Linked DNA regions of Homo sapiens: region 2 is linked to region 1. A link is a contact called in ENCODE Hi-C or POLR2A ChIA-PET data. All regions are on one chromosome and are shown on one strand. The core of a region is the stretch at or near the end of the contact, and the rest is flanking DNA. Distances in the headings are between cores, read along the strand shown. Region 1 overlaps NUDCD3 (NudC domain containing 3). Region 2 holds the start of LINC00957 (long intergenic non-protein coding RNA 957).

What was found. A loop is a pair of places that touch in the nucleus more often than their neighbours do. ChIA-PET counts read pairs that join two places held with the same protein, here RNA polymerase II (POLR2A). Pooled maps may share reads with other maps.
Region 2: a pooled map shows a loop between it and region 1 (4-fold over the local background). The contact joins the promoter of LINC00957 here to the enhancer-like site in region 1. A Hi-C loop is called at or near these places in 3 of 168 maps with a recorded cell type or tissue (CD4-positive, alpha-beta memory T cell, mammary epithelial cell and natural killer cell), 1 of 37 single-sample maps with no recorded cell type and 14 of 50 pooled maps. POLR2A ChIA-PET finds 5 or more read pairs at or near these places in 3 of 52 experiments (A549, WTC11 and activated CD8-positive, alpha-beta memory T cell).

Annotation. Positions count from the first base shown.
Region 1 is chr7:44,459,979-44,464,215 of GRCh38, reverse strand. The region is part of intron 2 of NUDCD3 (NudC domain containing 3); the gene reads left to right. Among named protein-coding and RNA genes, the nearest start is that of NUDCD3, 29 kb to the left of the region's middle. Within about 2 kb of position 2,720, at least 2 of the 41 ENCODE cell types and tissues checked have a DNase peak (open chromatin) inside an H3K27ac peak, as active enhancers do.
Region 2 is chr7:44,037,101-44,040,778 of GRCh38, reverse strand. LINC00957 (long intergenic non-protein coding RNA 957) reads right to left here and starts at 1,730. Exons shown (of 3, transcript NR_072982.1): 1 at 1,630-1,730; 2 at 417-885. It also overlaps the pseudogene RASA4CP. RefSeq lists silencers at 155-264, 355-444.

The DNA of each region.
Region 1 (4,237 bases), core at 1,471-3,970:
TTGAGATGGGGTCTTGCTCTTTAACCCAGGCTGGAGTGCAGTGGCATGATCTTGGCTCACTGCAACCTCTTCCTCTCGGGTTCAAGCAATTCTCCTGTCTCAGCCTCCCAAGTAGCTGGGACTACAGGCGTGCACCACCACGCCTGGCTAATTTTTGTATTTTTAGTAGAGACGGGGTTTCACCATATTGGTCAGGCTGGTCTCGAACTCCTAACCTCAGATGATCCACCTGCCGCAGCCTCCCAAAGTGCTGGGATCACAGGCGTGAGCCACTGTGCCCGGCCAGGAAATGATTCTTTTGGTCCCTCATACTGCTTGTGAAGTTGTAGAAGTACTAAATTCCCATTTCATCCAGAAAATATATTTCTTTGAAAATGTCCGTTGATTTTTTTTTTATTTAGTAAAAATACATTCCTTTTGTAAATAGATAAAACTCAAGACCCCTTTGATCATCCCTCAAGCCCAGTATTCTCCCAGAGATAACAATTGTTCTTGGGCTCACCTTTTATTTATTTATTTTAATTTAGTGATTCCAGTTTTTAATGTTTAAGATTGCTGGTTGATTCTTATGAGTGTAATATCCTCTCACACCACTTGGAGGCTGTTGATTGTGCCTGTTTTTAAGTCTTGTGTCTTTACTAACTCTGTGTTCTGCAGCATCACTTCTTTAGGTGTAGAATTTGTTGCCCTTTTCTCAGGGTTTGGGGATACTCAGCTGTGTATTAACTTTTAAATTTGAGGTTCCTGTTAGCCTGTCTGGATGCTGCATCAGTTTTCCAAAGTTGGTCTCTAGACATTGTTGGTGGCTTGGCTGGGCATGGACTATGTCAGCTGCTAGTTCTCAGGGATGGCAGGCTCCGTGCCCTCTGTGGGTGTCACCAGCTTGTCCTCCCAAACCAAGTGTCCAACTCTCCTTCTCTCTGGGTTCAATGCCACTTAGGTTCAAGTGAGTGGAGTTACATATGTGTTTTTGGGGAGGGGCAGGAGGTCATTCCATTGTTATACCCTAACCACATTGTCCCTTGATACTCACAAAGACAAACTAGAGCGGGCTAGGGTTTCTGGGCATCTCTGCCTCCTGACCCTATCGGGGTCAAGACACACCCAGGCTGCATGTGTAGCCTTCGCTTAGTGTCATATATTCAGTGCCAGCAGCTATCTCATGAGGGCCATGGGCACTCATACAATGCAAAAGATACTATAAATCTTTTGTATCTTTGTGTATACACACACACACACACACACACACACACACACACACACACACACAGCCTGGTTGTGTCTTGATTGGTAACCCAGAATACACAGGCAGTGTTGCTTTGGTGATGAGTATTTTCAAAAAGGCAATTACATTTTAGTAAAGGCCAGAATCAGACATGTTGTATTCCTGGAAAATTCATGATATAATAAAAGCATGCAAAAAATTATTTGGGTTTTTATCTAAAATTGAGTTAGGTTACAGGCTCAGAAGAATGTTAAACAGCTTCTGTCTACCTGCATGTCTAATGGGATGTGTGAAGGTAATGCAGGGCAGGGGACAGTGCCCATTGACTGCCCCAAGGACACCTAACGCTGCCCACACACTCCCAAACTCCCAGGAGGCAGGGCCTACCCTCCCTTTGAGAGCTGCTGATCAAGTAGGAGTTTTCTGTTTTCATTCATATTTGAAAAGTTGGAATAATCTGCTTTATGATGTCTTTATTCCCTGAAAAGTTAAGCTAATAATATTGGTCAGTGTTTTCCTATTTAGGAACATTTTCTGAACATGTGGTCATTAGGGGATTTTAGAGTATAAGTTATGTATCTGTTAATTTTTTCTGGGTAATTATGTGGTTGAGATGCTAGTGGCACACATTATGGTTACATTTGTTCAGTAACTGTAACTCGAGCCCTGGAAATTAGGCTTCTATAAAATTTCATAGCAATTCATGAAATGTTGTTTGTAAGCAAAATGTACCCAGCTCCTTGACTAAAGTTACCTTAAATATTCTTAAAGATAGAGAGGTAATACGCATTTCTTTTTCTCTTTCTGTATGTGTGTATATATGAGAGAGAGAGAGAGAGTGTGTGTGTACATGTCCCTGATAATTCCTATCTCAGAGCAGTGGAAGTCCTCTGAGTTTGATAATATGCTTTGCATGTGCTATATTTGTGGACTGCCTCAGAACATCTCTTGGGGAGACTACCTGGGTTCAGGGACCACCTGCCTATGCACCTGAATCATGTGAGCCCTGATTTTATTTACCACGGAGCCAGGCACTTGAACACTGTCCCATCCCAACTGTGTCCATCCCAACTGTGGACAGCTTTTACACGGTCCACCTCCTTGCCTTCCAGGACCCCTTCCTCCCTTCTCCTTGGCTTCTGTGGCCCTGCACCCATGAAGGCCAGCACAGGCACCACCTTCTCTAGGAAGCATTTCTGGCATTTGAGAAAATGAGCTTTCACACAGTCTGGGTTAGGGCCCGGATCCCAAACTTTCTGTTTCTTTGTTTCCTCCCCCTTTCAACCATTATGGCTGAGGTGTGGCCATTCTGCATGTCACATGGCTGGTGAAAGACTCCTTTCTCTCTCTCTTTGGTGCTTCTTCAAAGGCTCCTTCACTTTCAATGGTATAGGTCAGATTGTACCATGTGTCTGCGGCTGACTCAATCATGGTAGCTTTTCTGTCCTTCCCATAGCATCCCTAACAGGCAGGAAATGATTTAGTCTTTATGAGTGTGCCTCCCCCCACAGGGAGACAGCCTTTTCCTGTTGCAGATCACACTGATTTTAAGAGAAGACTTCTCTTCATATGCAGCTTGCCCTTCTATCCTCCCATCCCATGTATATGTGGCATACCTTCTATGATGTTTCAGGCTCTGTTCTAGCAGTCAGACATATAGAGTGGGAGATGCTCAAGGGGCTCACAGTTTAGGGGGAGCTTGGACAAACTGTTGCAATCCCATGTGATGAATGCAGAGGAAGGGTCCAGACCCATTTTCTGGAATGTCAGAAATACTTCCTGGAGAAGGTGATGCCTGTGCTGGCCTTCATGGGTGCAGGGCCGAAGAAGCCAGGAGAAGGGAGGAAGGGATTCCTGGAAGGCAAGGAGATAGAAGAAAGCATTTGAGTTGTGTCCAGAGAATCCCCTTGGGAGGGGTATAGTCTTGAAGGAGCGTTTTGAGATAAGCAGAGTTGAACCCGTCGGGTTTTTAGGCCTGTTGTCTAGGACTACCTAGGATATGTGGTAGGAGAAAAGAATTATCACACCGTTCAAATACATTTTTAAAAATAATGAAAGATTTTCCAATGGAGGAAAACTAAAATCCTTTAATGCAGATTTTGCAAAAAAGCGTTTTTGCCAAGTGTTGACTAGTGTAGAGTTAATTCATTTGGAGTAATGTTTTATAGTATTTGTGAAATTTAGTATAGGTTAGAGTTAGTACTGGATCCAGGGTTTAAACTTTTGTTTTCTCTTTCTTTCCCCCCAAATTAAAGCATCCTATCCTTTTCATCTTAATTTCATTCATATCTTCATATTACGTTTTTGAGATAGCTGTTTATTTTTTTGAGGGGGAAATAGTGACATAAATAGGTTTAGAACCTCAGGTGGCTTAAAACCCCAGATGTAGTCAGTGGTAAATTTTTTTTTTCTTGGTTAGTCTAGTTTTGGTGTTGGTAAGTATTATATATGCTGGTGGGTTTTTAAAAAGGGCACGTGGTAGAGTCTGGCATACTATTTGGAGTCTTGTGGTAGCTGCCCACTTCCTGCTAATGCAGTAGAGCATGTTCATAATGGCCTTATATGCTTTCCTTCCTAGGGCAGGCCGTACTTAGTCATACCAGGTAAGAAATATGTTTTAAAATTTTAGTTAAACAGTTATGATGATAGCTTATAGTTTACTTTGCATTTCTTTATTTATAGAAAGATTACATTTTCTACACAGTGATTTACTGTTGTTATTTCCTACTTTGTTAACTCATTAACTCCACTTACTCATTGATGGGAGTCTGGATATTATCCTTCTGTAGTTTTACAAATCCTCACATTTTCTTATTCACTGCTTTTCTTCTATCAGTTGATTCACTGAATTTAGTGTGGGGATTTTACCACATCGATACTGCCTTCAGTGATTTTCTTTATGTTAGATTTTAGAAATTTCTCTCTGCTTTAATGTTGTAGGCTAAATATACCATTCCATTGTCTACTAAAGGGCTCAAGACTGTTCTTTAATATTGTTTGATTTCTTTAAAA
Region 2 (3,678 bases), core at 481-2,980, 420 kb after region 1:
CACGCAGGTGTTCCGGGCTGCACCGCCCGCAGACCGAGGCCGAGGTGCTGGAGCAGAGCGCGCAGACGCTGCGCGCCCACCTGGGGGCCCTGCTGAGCGCGCTCAGCCGCTCGGTTCCCGCGTGCCCCGCCGTGGTGCGCGCCACCTTCCGCCAGCTCTTCCGGCGCGTGCGCGAGCGCTTCCCCGGCGCCCAGCACGAGGTGCGCCCTCCACCCGCTGGGCTAGGCTGGGCCGGGTTGGACTGGGCTGGGGCGAGGGGCGGGCGAAGAGCGGTGGGGAACCAGGGAGCGCTGGGGAGGACCAGGGAGGCTGTGTCCCGGCGAGGGTCAGGGACGGAGCCTAAGGGGAGGGGGCTGCCAGGAGCCCTGGTCTGGGGGACTCCAGCCCGCGCTCTTCCGCACCCCTCCAGAATGTACCGTTCATCGCCGTCACCAGCTTCCTGTGCCTGCGCTTCTTCTCTCCCGCCATCATGTCGCCCAAGCTCTTCCACCTGCGGGAGCGCCACGCGGACGCCCGCACCAGCCGCACCCTGCTCCTGTTGGCCAAGGTGCGGGCCTTGCGGCCACGGGCGGGATGCACAGCTGGGTGTCCTACCGGGGCCCTGGCCTGGACTGCAGAGTGTTCCCTACCGGCTCCGGCGAGGCCACTGGCACGCCCACGTAGGCACTGCACTTCACAGTTTGCAAAGCCTTCCTGTGGCCACCTTGTCCGAGTTCCATCTCATGGATAAGGGAACAGGCCTGCGAGGGGTCGGGGGTTGCCAAGGCCGCCCATCCTGTCGGTGGTGAATCGCGGGACCTTCCAACCCAGGTCTGCTTACTCTCAGGCTGCACCTATGTGCCCGGCACCGGGGTGGGGTATCCAGTGCAGCAGCGTCAGTTAAACCTACAGAGGAAGGCCCAAGTGGTCTCAGTTATCATAAGGCATCAAACTTCATGATCCTCTCCTCCCTGATCCCTAGTGGGGCTGGAGGGGGCCCGTGGGCATGGCCTCTGTCGCCTCTGCCTCCATCGCTACAGCTGAGTAGCAAAGACTTGGGGAGGGGGGGTGGGAGGGGGTGCAGTGGCTAGGCCCCTAACCTAGCAGAACCTGGTCCTTCCTGCTGTCACCTCCAGGCAGTCCAGAACGTGGGCAACATGGACACGCCGGCTTCCAGGGCCAAGGAGGCTTGGATGGAGCCGCTGCAGCCCACCGTGCGCCAGGGCGTGGCGCAGCTGAAGGACTTCATCACCAAGCTCGTGGACATCGAGGAGAAGGACGGTGAGCGCCGCCCTGCACAGACCCGCCCACAGCCTACTGCTGACGTTTGCTCCGCCCTTGAGCCCCACGGCCCCACCCACCGCTGTTTGTTCCTCTCGTGGCCCCACCCACCGCCTGCTGTTGACATTTGCCAGGCCCCCAGGCCATAGACCCACGCACCACTGTTTGTGCTTCCTGTGACCCTGCCCACTGCCTGCTGTTGACGTTTGCCCCACCCCTAGACCCATGGCCTCACCTCCCATCATCTGTGCCTGTTGACATTTGCTCCATCCTTGAGCTCCATAGCCCCGCCGCCACCTGCTACTGACGCGTGTCCCGCCTCCAAGCCCATGGCCCTGCCTTCCTCAGTCCACCTGTCACCCCGCTCACCACCAGCTGTTGATGTTTGCTCCGCCCTTGAGCCCCATGACTACGTCCACTGCCTGCTGTTCAGATTTGCTCAGCCCTTGAGCCCCATGGCCCCGCCCACTGCTCCGCCCCCCCCCCCCAGTCCCGCCCTCATTCCCTGGGCTCTCTATTCCCCTCCCTCCCTGGCCTGGCAGAGCTGGACCTGCAGCGGACGCTGAGTTTGCAGGCGCCACCTGTGAAGGAGGGGCCACTCTTCATCCACAGGACCAAGGGCAAGGGCCCCCTCATGTCCTCCTCCTTCAAGAAGCTCTACTTCTCCCTCACTACCGAGGCCCTCAGCTTCGCGAAGACGCCCAGCTCCAAGGTGGGTAAGGAGGGAGGCCGGCAAGTGGGGCTCTGAGAGGCCGGCAAGTGGGGCACCTTAGAGGCACCTGTCCCCTTCCTTGGAGCCCACTTGAGGTACCCCCGGGGTCAGAGAAGAAAGCCAGGTGTGTGGCATCTGTACTGCTTGTCAGAACCTAGGAGGGCCGGGCACGGTGGCTCACGCCTGTAATCCCAGGACTTTGGGAGGCCAAGGCGGGTGGATCACTTGAGGTTAGGAGTTTGAGACCAGCCTGGCCAACATGGAGAAACCCCGTCTCTACTAAAAATACAAAAAATCAGCCGGGTGTGGTGGTGGGTGCCTGTAGTCCCAGCTACTCGGGAGCCTGAGGCACGGGAATCGCTTGAACCCGGGAGGCAGAAGTTGCAGTGAGCCGAGATCGTGCCACTGCACTCCAACCTGGGCAACAGAGCAAGACTCCGTCTCAAAAAAAAAAATGAATATGGAGGAAGTTGATCCGACCTTACCAGGTTGTTGAGGATTAAATGAGATGATCTCCCTAAGGGTCCTGACCCAGGGCCTGGCAGGTAGTACTATTTAGGCAAATGGTATTATTAAAGATAGTACATCACCTGGGCTGCTAGATGAGTAGGAGGCTAGGGCAAACAGGGGAGGCTTCCTGGAACGGGCAGGAATATAGAAGCATGGAATCTTGGTGTGGGAGGGGATCTCAAAGATCACCTTGTACAGCCCTCTCTGAGTCATGGGTCACCTCTCCTGCAAGCTCTCTTCTCCCAGGAAGGGCTGAGGACATACTTCCTCCATGGACCTGGTGACTGCTTGCTGTACACCTGCCCCTAGTCATGCAGGCTATGGGGATGATCTTCCAGGAGTACCCAGCCTAGCCCTGGGCAGGTGAGAGCAGGCTAGGAGTAGGTGAAGGAGCTCATCACCCACCCTGTTCTCAACCAGCTCAGGGGTCCCACCAGATGAGGGGCCCGCCCCTTCCGACCAAAGACCCCTCAGATGATGATAATTATTTTTTGAGACAGGGTCTTGCTCTGTCACCCAGACTGTAGTGCAGTGGTGCGATCATAGCTGACTGCAGCCTCAAACTCCTGGGCTCAAGCAATCTTCCTGCCTCAGCCTCCTGAGTAGCTGGGACTACAGGCACGTGCCACCAAGCCCAGCTAATTTTCTTTAACATTTTTTTTTTGCAGAGATGGGGTCTTGCTATGCTGCCCAGGCTGTTCTCAAACTCCTGGCCTCAGGCAATCCTCCTGCCCCAGCCTCCCAAAGCACTCAGATGATTATTATACATCTTCCTTGCCAGGGTTGAAAGATTTGACTACATGGGCATTATTTAATTCTGGTCCCATTTTTTTTTTTTTTTTTGAGATGGAGTTTCACTTTTGTTGCCCCGGCCAGAGTGCAATGGTGCGATCTTGGCTCACCGCAACCTCCGCCTCCCGGGTTCAAGCGATTCTCCTGCCTCAGCCTCCCAAGTAGCTGGGATTACAGGCATGCACCACCATGCCCGGCTAATTTTGTATTTTTAGTAGACACGGAGTTTCTCCATGTTTGTCAGGCTGGTCTCGAACTCCCAACCTCAGGTGATCCGCCTTCCTCGGCCTCCCAAAATGCTGGGATTACATGTGTGAGCCACTGCGCCCGGTCAGGATATGACTGTTAGAGCTTGGGACTACAAAAGCAAGTTGGAAAATTAATAAATGCAAAGTCACAAAGCC